Regions from separate parts of the Homo sapiens genome. Here all the other regions are linked to region 1. Evidence: chromatin contacts called from ENCODE Hi-C or POLR2A ChIA-PET data. All regions are on one chromosome and are shown on one strand. Each heading gives the region's core, a stretch centred on a gene start or an enhancer-like site at or near the end of the contact. The rest is flanking DNA. Distances are from core to core; before and after follow the strand shown.

The links. A loop is a pair of places that touch in the nucleus more often than their neighbours do. ChIA-PET counts read pairs that join two places held with the same protein, here RNA polymerase II (POLR2A). Pooled maps may share reads with other maps.
Region 2: a pooled map shows a loop between it and region 1 (2.6-fold over the local background). The contact joins the enhancer-like site here to the promoter of RDH13 in region 1. A Hi-C loop is called at or near these places in 2 of 50 pooled maps. POLR2A ChIA-PET finds 5 or more read pairs at or near these places in 3 of 52 experiments (GM12878, Panc1 and activated T-cell).
Region 3: a loop to region 1 is called in a pooled map, with 2.7 times the contacts of the local background. The contact joins the enhancer-like site here to the promoter of RDH13 in region 1. A Hi-C loop is called at or near these places in 2 of 50 pooled maps. POLR2A ChIA-PET finds 5 or more read pairs at or near these places in 2 of 52 experiments (GM12878 and activated T-cell).
Region 4: a pooled map shows a loop between it and region 1 (4-fold over the local background). The contact joins the enhancer-like site here to the promoter of RDH13 in region 1. A Hi-C loop is called at or near these places in 5 of 50 pooled maps. POLR2A ChIA-PET finds 5 or more read pairs at or near these places in 2 of 52 experiments (T-cell and activated CD4-positive, alpha-beta T cell).

Annotation. Positions count from the first base shown.
Region 1 is chr19:55,061,399-55,064,704 of GRCh38, reverse strand. It overlaps RDH13 (retinol dehydrogenase 13), which reads left to right and starts at 1,557. Exons shown (of 7, transcript NM_001145971.2): 1 at 1,557-1,737. The coding sequence starts at 1,673. RefSeq lists an enhancer at 2,247-3,214.
Region 2 is chr19:54,620,314-54,623,913 of GRCh38, reverse strand. It overlaps a transcript of LILRB1 not described here. Among named protein-coding and RNA genes, the nearest start is that of LILRB1, 8.4 kb to the left of the region's middle. Within about 2 kb of position 1,338, at least 3 of the 41 ENCODE cell types and tissues checked have a DNase peak (open chromatin) inside an H3K27ac peak, as active enhancers do; they include GM12878, where a contact is called at or near this core.
Region 3 is chr19:54,604,179-54,607,680 of GRCh38, reverse strand. No RefSeq gene overlaps it. Among named protein-coding and RNA genes, the nearest start is that of LILRA1, 12 kb to the right of the region's middle. Within about 2 kb of position 1,265, at least 2 of the 41 ENCODE cell types and tissues checked have a DNase peak (open chromatin) inside an H3K27ac peak, as active enhancers do; they include GM12878, where a contact is called at or near this core.
Region 4 is chr19:55,501,937-55,505,468 of GRCh38, reverse strand. All of the region lies in intron 12 of SSC5D (scavenger receptor cysteine rich family member with 5 domains), which reads right to left. Among named protein-coding and RNA genes, the nearest start is that of SSC5D, 15 kb to the right of the region's middle. RefSeq lists silencers at 1,584-1,633, 1,684-1,773. Within about 2 kb of position 1,573, at least 28 of the 41 ENCODE cell types and tissues checked have a DNase peak (open chromatin) inside an H3K27ac peak, as active enhancers do.

The sequences.
Region 1 (3,306 bases), core at 308-2,807:
GGAGGCAGAGGTTGCAGTGAGCTGAGATCGCCCACTGCTCTCCAGCCTGGGTGACACAGTGAGACTGTCTCTCAAAAAACAAAACAAAACAAACAAACAAACAAAAACAAATCCTGTGACTTCCCAATCTCATCTCCAGCCCCCTGCAGCCACCACTCTGTTTTCTGTCTCTATGAATTTGACTCCTCCAAGTGCCTCTTATACAGCATTTGGCATTGTGTAACTGGTTTAATACGTTTGAGATGGTGAGAGCTTAAGGTCTACAGGCCTAAGGTTTTTTTTTTTTTGACAGAATTTCACTCTGTCGCCAGGCTGGAATGCAGTAGGGCAATCTCGGCTCACTGCAACCTCCACCTCCCGAGTTCAAGTGATGCTCCTGCTTCGGCCTCCTGAGTAGCTGGGACTACAGGTGAGTGCCACCACATCCAGCTAATTTTTGTATTTTTAGTAGAGACAGGGTTTCACCATGTTGGCCAGGCTGGTATCAATCTCCTGACCTCGTGATCCATCTGTCTCGGCCTCCCAAAGTGCTGGGATTACAGGCGTGAGCCACCGTGCCCGGCCATTGACTAAGGTCTTAAAATAGCTCTTCCTGCCTGTATAATCTCCATTATGGCAGGGCTCATATAAGAAGATGACAGTTCATCTGATGAGGAAGAAAACTTACTCCTAGTTAGATTGGGTTGAATTCTTCCCTGTTTCCAGCGGTGTCTGCTCCTGGCACCTCAGGCACAGTCAGGGGTAGGAGGTGGTGATCAGATACACTCGCTGTGAGCAGTGCAAGGGGAAGCAGGTGCCCAGAGGTGCATCCCGGTTTGGTGGGGGTGACAAACATGGACAGGTAAGTGCAGGAGTGTGTGCAATACTCAATCTAAGAAAGGTAGTTCAGGCAGAGTTCAGGGAAGATATCTCTGTGCAGGGCCAGACATGGGGATGAGATTCTGATAATTTGGGAATGAATCAGGCCCCCAGCCCCTCCTCCCTCAGACTCAGCAGTCCAGGCACCCGGCCCTCCTCCCTCGGACCCAGAAGTCCATGCTCCCAGCCCCTCCTCCCTTGGACCCAGGAGTCCAGGCCCCCAGCCCCTCCTCCCTCAGACCCAGGAGTCCAGGCCCCCAGCCGCCTTCTCCTGCAGGACCCCAGGAGCTTGGGTACCCACAGGCTACTAGATCCTTGTTTCTGTGCATGGAAATTCTCAAATTATCTCCAAAAGTCTATGAAGAAGGTAAACACACATTTCCAGATGAGGGAATAGGCTGATATAGTTGAAAGACACACAGAGGGTCACAGTCTGGAATTGACAGTGGTGGGATTCGAACCTATTTCACTCCAGAACTGCGTAGCGCCTTATACGCTGCGGCAAGTGTGACGTCATTCGAACAAACCATAGGCCCCGCCCCCGGACTAGCCACGCCCACAGGCTCCTGAAACCACCAATCCCAGCTGTGACAGCGCTCAGGACCGATGCTCATAGGTCCCGTCCCTAGGATCCCCGCCCCCTCCGCCCGCGCCCCGCCCCTCGCAGCCCAGTTCCGGACGCGGGCCCAGCCGCGCCTGCGCCTCCGCTCGCCTGTGGCTGCGTCGCGCGCTCTTCCTCGGAGCTACCCAGGCGGCTGGTGTGCAGCAAGCTCCGCGCCGACCCCTGACGCCTGACGCCTGTCCCCGGCCCGGCATGAGCCGCTACCTGCTGCCGCTGTCGGCGCTGGGCACGGTAGCAGGCGCCGCCGTGCTGCTCAAGTGAGTACATTCTAGCCCCGCGTGCGCGGTCAAGGCGGGCCCCCAGCGCAGGGGCCGGGAAGGCGGCGGAGACCCCCGCCCCTCGCACCCGGGTCCAGGCCCCGTAGCTCCCGACCCGCAGTGCCCGCCCGGAGTGGGGCAAACCTGCGCTCTGGCCGGCCAGGTCACCGGCCCAAGGTCACTCGGAGGGAAGGGCGAGCCTGGGCCCTTGTAAATGTTGCTTTCCTTCCAGACTTTTAAACTCTTTATTTTGTTGTTTTGTATTATTTATTTGTTCGTTTATTTTTAAAGGCAGAATCTGGCTCTGTCGCCCAGGCTGGAGTGCAGTGGCGCGATCTTGGCTCACTGCAGCCTTGACCTCCTGGGCTCAGGTGATCCTCCCACCTTGGCGTCCCCAGGAGCTGAGATCACACGTGCGCCACCACGCCCGGCTAATTTTTGTATTTTTCGCAGAGACGGGGTTTTGCCATGTTGGCCAGGCTGGTCTCAAACACCTGCCCTCAGGTGATCCGCCTGCCTCGGCCTCCAAAGTGCTGGGATTACAGACGTGAGCCACCTCGCCCAGCCTACTTAATTTAAACTTTCTTAAAAATTAGCCTCTGTGGCTGGTGGCCACTGTATTGCATGGTGCCCTTCTCTCCTGTGGGTGCAGTGCTGTTTACCTGCTCAGCCTCCTGTTGCTGGACACTATCTTGTTGCCAGCGTTAGCCTCTGTGGGACATGGGTGTGGTGGGCAGAGTCGTGACTCCGTAGAGGGGTCCACGTCCTAATCCTCGGAAGGTGTGACGACATTACCTCACGTGTCAGAGGTTCTCGCTGATGTGTTAAGTGAAGCATCTTTTTTTTTTTTGAGACAGAGTTTCGCTGTTGTTGCCCAGGCTGGAGTGCAATGGCACGACCTCGGCTCACCACAACCTCCACCTCCCGGGTTCAAGCGATTGTCCGGCCTCAGCCTCCTGAGTAGCTGGGATTACAGGCATGTGCCACCACGCCTGTCTAATTTTGTATTTTTAGTAGAGACGAGGTTTCTCCATGTTGGTCAGGCTGGTCTTGAGCTCCCGACCAAAGGGGATCTGGCCACCTTGGCCTCCCAAAGTGCTGGGGTTACAGGCGTGAGCCACCGTGCCCGGCCAAGTGAAGGATCTTATGATTATCATGTAGTCTTTTTTTTTTTTTGGAGACAGGGTCTCTCTGTCACCCAGGCTGGAGTGCAGTCATGCTGTCACAGCTCACTGCAGCCTCACCCTCCCTGGGCTCAGGTGGTCCTCCCACTTCAGCCTCCCGAGTAGCTGACTCTACAGGCGTGCACCACCAAGCCCTGCTAATTTTTGTATTTTTAGTAGAGATGGGGTGTCAGCATGTTGGCCATGGCTGGTCTCGAACTCCTGACCTCAAGTGATCCTCCTGTCTTGGCCTCCCAAAGTGCTGGGATTACAGGTGTGAGGCACTGTGCCGGTCCTGCCTTGTAGTCTTATAGGGTCCTTATAAGAGGGAGCAGGAGGCTCAGTCAGAGGGGAGATGGAAGATAGAAGGAGAGGTTGTTGGGTGTGGTGGCTCACGCCTGTAATC
Region 2 (3,600 bases), core at 89-2,588, 440 kb after region 1:
GGGAAAAGCCAAAAGACCCTTCCCAACATGCTCTACAGTCACCCTCCCTGCGGGGCCGGGGGAAAATGTGCAAAACAAATCCCATCCAAATGAAAATAAATTCGAAGAGAGTAAGTGGAGGCCTCTCCAGAAGAGAAGGAATCAGTGTAAGGATTCTGACGCTGTGAAAAATCTGAATATTGTGGCACCACCAAAGGATCGCACTGGCTTGCTAGTGATGGATGCTGAAAACAATGGAAACTCTGAAAGGACAGATAAAGAATGAGATTGAGACAAAAACATTACAAAGAATCAGTGAAAGAAAACGTTGGTTTTTTGAAAGTATAAATAAAATTGAGAGATGGCTGACTACACTAACCAAAAAAAGGAGAAGATTTAAATAAGCACAATCAGAAATGATAAAGTTGACATTACAACCAACGCCACAGAAATACAAATGACCATCAGAGACTACTATGAACACCTTTATGCACGTAAACTAGAAAACCTAGAGAAATGGATGAATTCCTAGACACATACAACTTCCTAAGATCGCACAGGCAAAAAATAGAAACCCTAAACAGACCAATAACAAGTAACCAAAAAGAATCAGTACTAAAAATCTTCCGGCAAAAAAGCCCAAGAACAGATGGATTCACAGTCGAAATTTGCCATATACACAACGAAGAGCTGGTGCCAATCATAATGAAAGTATTCCAAAAAATCAAGGCGATGGGATTCTTTCCTAGCTCATTCTATGAAACCAATATCACCCTGATAGCAAAATCAGACAGGGATCCAACAGAAAAATAAAGCTACAGGCCAAGAAACCTGAGGAACACAGGTGCAAAAATCCTCAAGAAAATGCTATTAAACGGAATCTAACAGTGTATCAAAAACATAATTCATCATGATCAAGTTGGCTTGATTCCAGGGATGAAAGGATGGTTCAATATATGCAAGTCAATAAAAGTGACTCATGACATAAACTAAGAACAAAAAGCATATGGTCATCTCAATAGATGCAGATAAAGCGTTCGAGAAAGTCCAATATCCCTTCATGATAAAATCCCTCAACAGACTAGGCATGAAAGAAACATACCCCAAAATAAGAGCCTTATAAGACAAACGCACAGCCAACCTTAAAATTGAATGGGGAGAAGTGAAAGCATTTCCCCAAGAAATGGAACAGGATAAGGATGTCCACTCTCACCACTCCTATTCAACACAGTACTGGAAGTCCTAGCCAGAGCAATCAGGCAACAGAAAGAAAGAAAGTGCATCCACATTGGAAAAGAGAAAGTGAAATTATCTGTGTGTGCTGATGACACGATCATATACCCAGAAAACCCTGAAGATTCTTCCAGAAGACTCGTAGACTTGGTAAGTGACTTCAGTAAAGTCTCTGGATAAAAAAATCAAGCTACAAAAATCAGTAGCTTTTCTATACATCAGTACCGTTCAAGCTGAGAATCAAATTAAGGACACACAAACACAAACACACACTGAGGAGTATATTTAACCAAGGAGGTGAAAGACCTCTACACAGAGAGTGACAAAAGGCTGATGAAAGGAACTGTAGGCAACACAACCAAATAGAAAAATATTCCTTGCTCACAAATGGGAAGAATCAATATTGTTAAAATGACCATATTGCCCAAAGCATACTACAGATTCAACACAATTCCTATTAAATTACAAATGTCATTTCTTTAACAGAATTAGAGAAAAAGCAATTTTTAAATTCATTTGGAACCAAAAACCAGCCTGAACAGCTAAAACACTTCTATGCAAAAAGAACAAAACAGGAGGCATCACATTGCCTGATTTCAAGTTATACTATAAGGCCATAGTAACTAAGACAGCATTTACTAGTACAAAAATATACACAGACATCAAGGGAACAGAATAGAGAAACTAGAAATAAAGATACATGCCTACAACATACTGAGCTTTGCTAAAGTCAACAAAGTAAACAATGGGGAAAGGACACCCTATTCAATAAAGGATGCTGGAAAAACTGGGTAGCCATATGCAAAAGAATAAAACTGGACCTTTATCTCCCACCATGTACAAAAATCAACTCAAGATGAATTAAAGACCTCAATGTGAGACCTGAAACTATGTAATTCCTAAAGCAAAATTTAGGAAAAACCCTTCTGGACATTAGTCCAGGCAAAGAACTTATGGTAAAGACCCTTAAAAATGCAACAAACCCCCGAATAGACAAATGAGACATGATTAAAATTAAAAGCTACTGCACAGCAAAAGAAACAATCAACAGAATGAACAGACAACCTACACAATGGAAGAAAATATTTGCAAATTATGCCTCCAACAAAAGACTAATGTCCAGAATCTGCAAGGAAGTCAAAGAATTCAACATGAAAAAAAAAAAACAAAAAACACAGACAACTTTATGGAAAACTGAGTAAAGACCATCAACAGACATTTCTCAAAACAAGAAATATAAGTGGCCAACAAACACATTAAAAAATGCTCAACATCATTAATCATCAGAGAAATTCAACTTAAAACCACACTGAGTATCAACTTACACCAGTCAAAATGGCTACTTTTAAGAAGTCAGAACCAACAGATGTTAGCAAGATACATGGTTGGTAGGAATGTAAATGAGTTTATCTTCTATGGAAAATAATATGGAGCTATCTCAACTAAAAATAGAACTACCATTTCACTTAGCAATCCCATTACATGGTATCCAGCCAAAGGAAAAGTCATTATATTAAAAAGACAATTGGGTCAGGTGTGGTGGCTCACGCCTGTAATCCCAGCACTTTGGGAGGCCAAGACAGGCAGATCACCTGAGGTTGGGAGTGTGAGACCAGCCTGGGCAACATGGTGAAACCCTGTCTCTACTAAAAATACAAAAAATTAGCTAGGCATGGTGGCGAGCACCTGTAATCCCAGCTACTTGGGAGGCTAAGGCAGGAGAATCGCTTGAACCCAGGAGCCGGAGGTTGCAGTGAGCAGAGATGGCACCATTGCACTCCAGCCTGGGCAACAAGAATGAAACTCCATCTCAAAAAATAAAAAATAAATAAATAAATAAGACAACTGCACTCATTATGTTTGTTGCAGCACTATTCACAACAGCACAGACATGAAACCAAACTAAGTGTCCACCAACGGTTGATTGATTTTAATGGTTACTTGGTTCATATGCTTCATACACCAGCCCCACCTGGCTCGCATACAAAGCATATTCACTGCTTCATCTGGGATGCTGCACTTGGTGTTTTATAGGGAGAGTTGGCTAGTCCCCTTCTCAGGGCCAACAGACCTTTCAGTGGCGTTTGTCTGGTCCACTAAGCTGGTTGTTCTCTCTGGAATAACCTCCTGTGCATTTGGATCTCATATACTCATTAGTGATTGTTTAATAGTGAGCTACGGGTCCTGCATCAATCCAAACAAGCTCTTAAATTCTGAAGCATTTAAAATTAAGAATGTGGGCGTGAACCTGGGAGGCAGAGCTTGCAGTGAGCCGAAATCACGCCACTGCACTCCATCCAGCCTGGGCAACAGAGCAAGACTCCATCTCAAAAAAAAAATTAAGAATTTGGCCCTTAAAGTGGTTATTTTTTACAATCTACCACATAG
Region 3 (3,502 bases), core at 16-2,515, 460 kb after region 1:
TGAGAGTCATGATGTTTCCTCCTACTGGCCCCGGCTGTGTGGGTGGATAAGACCATGGTGTCCACAGAACACACACAAAGGAAGGGTTCTCTCCCTTACAGGATTTTCCCACCAGCATCTCCATGGGTAGTGTACTGTCCCGGACCCCGCCACGAGCCTGGCTCTTGTTTTCCTAGTGCTTGGCCTGAGACAGGTACCAGGCTTTCTGTTGATATTTCAGACACACATGGGGTCTCTCCTCATCTCCTTTCACTGTCTGCCTGTCCTGTCCTCTTCTCATTAAGGGCCAGGACGTGGCTGCAAATGGACGTGGTGCCTTCCTGAGTTGATCCCTTCCAGGTGAAGGCAACGGAGGGTTCTTCCTTCCTCTCAGAGCCTCCTCATGGGGTTTCACTCTCTCCTTCAGCTCACCCATAAACACACTCTTGTGGGGAAACTACCATGGCCAGTCTTCTCACCAGTCCTGGGGAAGCTTCAGGGAAGATGCAAATTCAGGCTGCGGGGCAGACTCACATCAGCAGAGACTCATCTCACATCTTGCTCTGCAGTTCCAGTTGAGCTTTATTGCGGCAATGAACAGAAAGGGGAAATACAGGGAGACAAGGGAAGGAATCATGACTCTTTCCCCAGAACTGGAGTGTGGGTTTTCTTTATGCAAAAACGTTCCCTTCACGAACTTCTCATTGACTCATCGCAACAGCATCCGCCCCCGTCTCCCTGGAAACAACATTGACCTGACTCTGCCTTCTTGGTGCCCCCGTCTTCTTTCAAACACTCCTGTTCCCATCCTGTGCTCCTGAGTTCAAGGTTCTGGGACAATACGTGGGGTTAGCACTCTGCTTTGAGGGGAAATCTTGTCTTTATTTAAATATTCTTGTGTCACCCCCTGCCTGTGTGAACTTGGGCAGTAACCTCCCATCTCTGAGCCTTGGTTTCCTCATTTGGAGCCTGTCATGAACCCCATTTATCACAGGGGAGCTGGGTCATTGGAGCCTGGGGGCTGCAGGGGGCTCAGCCATGGGTAATTTCCAGAGCAGGTGAAGACAGGAGGGGTGGGGGCATGAGGGGATGCTGGCGCCCACCATCAAGGCCTGAGATTGATGTTTCCACTAAGGAGAGCCCCTTTGTTCCTGCCCTTGAGAGATGCTTCTCATAATATTTCATCAACACCCCGGTTATCACAGTCATGTCCAGAAAATGAGAAATGAAAGTTCATCAGAAGGAGAAGGATACACACGAAACAGAGAGGGCATCTGTGTCTGGTGCCATTAGGGGTCATTAGGGAGGAAGTTTCCATTTCTGTGCAGAACAGAAAAGGGGCCCTGGGTCCTCACAGGCAGAGAAGGGCCAGGGCTCTGGGCAAGGCTGAAAGCTGTGATGGAATATGTCTATTTACCGACCCAGGCCCATGGCCACCACTGAGCCAACTCCCCTGGGTGTGTGTGAAACAAATTCATTCACTGCAGAGTTCTTACATGTGGGTATCTGTATCATGTGTGGGTATGAGTTTTTTTTTTTTTTTTGAGATGGAGTTTTGCTCTTGTTGCCCAGGCTAGAGTGCAGTGGCATGATCTCCACTCACTGTAACCTCCACCTCCCAAGTGATTCTCCTGCCTGATTCTCATGACCAAGTGATTCTCCTGCTTCAGCCTTCTGAGTAGCTGTGATTACAGGTGCCCACTACCAGGCCTGGCTAATTTTTTTGCATTTTTAGTAGAGACGGGGTTTTGTCATGTTGGCCAGGCTGGTCTTGAACTCCTGGCCTCAAGTGGTCTGCCCACTTCGACCTCCCAAAGTGCTGAGATTACAAGCATAAGCCACCGTGCCCGGCCATGAGTGTGAATTTCACATGCATTTTTTTCCTTCTGGGAGCAACCTGAGCAGACACTATGTTTGGGAAATGAATGCCACGTGTCATCAGTAGCTGGAACAGTCCCCCATTTTCAGTCCTGGATTACTAAAAACTGCCTTGAGAGGATCCCTCCATGGTAGCTCAGGAGTGTAGGAGGTGAGTGTCCAACAAAAATAGACAACCAAGAGCCATCCTTCTAATGATAAAAAGTGCTATGATCATCAGTCTACACATTTGTTGATAAGGATTATTATGTGCAAAGAAATAGAATACTAGGAACGCATAAGACCCTTTTTCAATTAAACATGTTTAAATATCTGAAAAAAATACAAGAGGAAATTAAATTTCTGAGACAAGAATATGGATTATACTGGCAAAAAATGAGCATCAGAGAAATGAGTTAGAAATCCTAGAGGCAAAAATTCAGTTGAAGAAGCACACTCAAAATATTTATTCTATCAAGGTCAAGATACAGCTAAAGAGACATTTATTAAATTGGAAAACAAAATTGGGAGAATTTTCCAGAATGCACTATGGAGACACCAAAAGTGAAAATTCACCATATTTGGGGGAATATTGTGAGGAGGGAGAACCTCATATCTATTGTACGTGTCAGAAGGAAAGAAGGGAGAATAATGTCTGGCAACAGCTCACGAATTAAAGAGTTGAACATTTGACAGAGACGAGGAAAGACTAATTAAGTGCTAAGATGCATACATTTAAACATGCAATGTAAACCTTGACCTACCATGATAAATTGAAAAATACCAGAAGTAGATTAAAAAGTATATATGCTAGACTGAAATTGTCTAGCATAAATTGTATAGTTTAAAACACATTTTTGTGTCCTGTGATTTTCAACTCAACATGTCAGTAGAATAGCATGATCACTGGGATCGGACTTCCCAACAGAAAAATGAAAGGCAAGGAAATGTTGAAAATGTACTCTCAAGGGATTAACAGCAAGTGAGGAACTCTATGCTTACTCAGGTTAATACCTAAAAGTTAAAGGGGTCAGCAGGGGACCAATTCCTAAGCAGAAAAAGGCTCAGAGCAAGACAGACCTGTGAAGCCCATTAGGTTGGGCTTCCCCTGCATGAGGGCTGAGGAGGGATTGGAGGGTGGATCCCTCAATCATCAGATGTGCTTTCTCTTCCAGGTGTTATATCTTACCCTTTAATTAATATAGAAATGTTTTCATCTATTTTGATAGAGAAAGTGGGAGGAAAAATAAAGCATTATCTGAGCTGCAAGTTACTAGATATTACTGTTTTCATACTCAGTGAAAGCAATTTTAAATGATGTTATCCAGATAGATCAATGAATCCAAAATGTAGGATGTGAGATGCCGGTGATGAAAAGTGGGAAACAGGCAAGTATTTGAAAATTGCATGCACGCACACACACGAATGTAACTACACACACATATAAGAGTACATGTCTTTTCTAAAGGACAAGGATAAATGAATCTTCATTCAAAAATATATAATCGAATACTTAACTAAATTCATGAAATTATTCTAAATTATTCATTTTTTACCCCGTATGTTAAAGAGTGATTCCCCTACTCAGGATGAGTTAAATAGCCCAACACCCCCAATAACACATTAGGCATGAGACACAATAGTATCATCTAATATAAAATCATAA
Region 4 (3,532 bases), core at 324-2,823, 440 kb before region 1:
TTAAACCACTAAATTTGTGGCGATGTATTATGGCAGCAATTGAAATAGATACAGATCTTTCACAGAGCTTAAAGTCTAGCAGAGATGGATAACACCGATGAAAATTTCTGGCAATGCAAATTTCTCCCACCCTTTGCTTCTCTGAGAATTCATTTCTCCTTGTGGCCTGCTGATGAAATAATATCATCTCCCCTGTGAGGTTTCCTTGATTTCTCTACTACAAATAATCGCTCGTTCCCTGAAATCCTGCAGCTGTTGTTCGTTTTCAGCAAATAACCCTAACAAACAATATTCTGCGGTTTTAAACGATTTCACACACATTTTGTTCATTGAATTGGGGCCTGCAGTCACCCAACTAGTTCTAATCCGGGTTGGAACCACGATTGGAACCTGGTAGGAGAGTCGGACTCCAGACTCGTGCTTCTATTTTAGCATATGGTTCCCAATCCAAGGAGCAAAACGTGTGAAATCACTTAAAACAGGTTATAATCGTGGCTCCTAAGTTAAACTTCTCTGAGCCTCACTTTTTACCCCATCTGAAACACAGGTGTAGCAACAGTTTCTATGGCCTGAAGTTGGGGTCATGCATGCCCAGCACAGACTAGGTGAGCTCTCGTTCCACCTTTCCAACAACCCTGGCGCCCCATTTTTTTTCCAGAGAAAGAAACAGGTGGCCGGGCGCGGTGGCTCACACCTGTAATCTCAGCACTTCGGGAGGCCAAGGCGAGTGGATCACGAGGTCGGCTTTGAGACCAGCCTGGCCAACATGGTGAAACCCCGTCTCTACTAAAAATACAAAAATTAGCCCGGTGTGGTGGCGTGCGCCTGTAATCCCAGCTACACAGGAGGCTGCAGCAGGAGAATCGTTTAAACCTGGGAGGCAGAGGTTGCAGTGAGCTGAGATAGCGCCACTGCACTCCAGCGTGGGTGACAGAGCGAGACTCCGTCTCAATAAATAATAAATAAATAAAACAATATAAATAAGAAACGGGGACTCAAAGAGACCAAGTCACTTTTTCAAGGTTACATTGCTCCTGAAGCTAAGAATGCATGCCTGCCTCGTCTCCCACTCCACCCCGCATACGCCTCCAAGTCTTCCTATTGATAAGGTGGCACACATGGCTGTCTTTTCATTTCACCGGCGCAGTTTGTGATTCTGCATTTATTTCTGCTCATTGGCTGCCTCCCTACCCTACGGGAGGGGTCCCGAGGCCGGACCCGCTGTCTCCGCAGCCGCTGTGCCCGGCACGTGCCCGCCTCCACCACGAGGGGGCGCTATGGGCTAGGGAGGCGCTGCAACCCTGGCAGTCCTTGAACGAGGAGCATCACCTCTCGGAGCTCCCGCTTCCGGCTCTGGAAACGGAATGATAGCTCTAACTCACAGCTGGAGCCCACCCACCCCCAAGTCACGGCGCCTCTAGGGCCTGCTTCCTCCCTCCCTTTCCCCACCTCAAGGCCCGCTTCTTGGGGCCTGGTTGCCCTTCGCCCAGCTATTATTACTGCGGGCGATGCGCCGGCTGGCCAATCAGGAGGCGCAGCGCGCCTGTGACGTCACGAGGTGCGAGGCAGATGAACGCCTGCCCCATCCCGTCCCTCCATTCCCGGGCCCACCGCGCCTGCGCATGCGTGCTGAGCGCCAGAAAAAAAAAAGGCGGGAAAGGACGCTTGCGGCGAGACTCTCCTGCGGGAGCGGGAGGCTTGGGCCTCTCAGGAGGGCACAGGTACGGGGCGCGGGGCGACAGAGGCAGAAACCCAGGCAGCCCCAGACGGCGAGCAGGGCGGGAGAGTGGAAGGGAGGGAGAAGACGGAGAAACAGCGACTGCGACGGGCACAGAGGGAGGACAGAAACGCTGCCCCTTAGGTGGGGAGTGAAACCTCCCGTGAGGGAGCGGCGAGGGCGGCGGGGACGGTGAGAAACGGACAGAGGAGCCCGCGGGAGACAGAAACGGAGGGAAGGGGGCTGACCATGAGAGAAACGAGGGGGAGAGAGAAGAGAGCACGCGGGAGACTGCAGGGAAGGCGCGGGAGATGGAGACTCAGAAAACAACCGTAAGAGACAAAGGAAAAGATACCACAGCGCTGGGCCTGGGGAGAGAACGCAGTGAGAAATGGAGACGATGAGAGTATGAGGTGATATAGCAAAACCGACCGTGAAAAATCGAGTGAGAAGCAGGTGGCGAAGCTGAGAACTGAAAGTGAAAGACAAGAGGACGGAAGATACAGAAACAGTTTGGGCCCAGTGGCTCCCGCCTGCAATTCCAGCACTTTGGGAGGCCGCAGCAAGCCGATGACTTGAGCCCAAGAGTTTGAGACCAGCCTGGGCAACATAGTGAGAACCCATCTCGACAAAAAATCAGGCCGGGAGCAGTGGCTCACCCCTGTAATCCCAGCACTTTGGGAGGCCGAGGCAGGCGGATCACGAGGTCAGGAATTTGAGACCAGCCTGGCCAACATGGTGAAACCCGTCTCTACTAAAAATACAAAAATTAGCCGGGAGTGGTGGCACACGCCTGTAATCCCAGCTATTCAGGAGGCTGAGGCAGGAGAATCACTTGAACCCGGGAGGTGGAGGTTGCAGTGAGCCGAGACCACGCCACTGCACTCCAGCCTGGGCAACACAGCAAGACTCTGTCTCAAAAAAAAAAATTAGCCAGGCATGGTGGTGTGCATCTGTAATCCCAGCTATTCAGGAGGCTGAGGTCGGAGGATCACCTGAGCCTGGGAGTTCAAGGCTGCAGTGAACTGAGATCGCACCACTGCACTTCAGCCTGGGCAACAGAGCAAGATCCTGTCTCAAAAAAGAGAGAGAGAAATTTACCATGAAAAATGGAGTGAGAAACAGAGGTGGTGAAGGTGAGATCTGAAAGAAAAGTGAAAGACTGAGGGGGAAAGACAGATAAATTGACCAGGAAAAACTAGGTGAGAAACAGAGATGAGAGTGTGAGACTGATAATGAAACAAAAAGACAGAAGGACAAGGGAGAAAAAAATAAAGAGAAACTGACCACGAAAACTGGAGTGAGAAATAGATGTAATGAGGGTGAGAAATTGAAAAAGAAAGACAGGGAAAAAGAAATGATGGGAATATGAAACTGACAACGAAAGAAAAAAAATGAGAAAGATGGTGAGAGAGAGCAAAAGAAATTACCATGAAAAAAATACGGCATAAAGACGAGTGTGAGAAATTGAAAATGAAAGGCAAAAAGAGATTGGCACAGAGAAGAAAAGATAGAGAATTTGATCATGGAAAATGAAGTGAGGCCAGGCATGGTGGCTCACACTTATAAACCCAGACATAAGCCCAGCACTTTGAGAGAGTGAGACAGGAGGATCGCCTGAGCTCAGGAGTTTGAGACCAGCCTGGGCAACATAGTGAGCCCGTCTCTACAAAAATTAAAAATGAGCCGGGTGTGGTGGCGCACATCTGTAGTCCCACCTTTTCAGGAAGCTGAGGCAGGAGGATCGCTTGGGCCCGGGCAGTCAAGGCTGCAGTGAGCTGAGATCACACCACTGCACTCCATCCTGGGCAATAC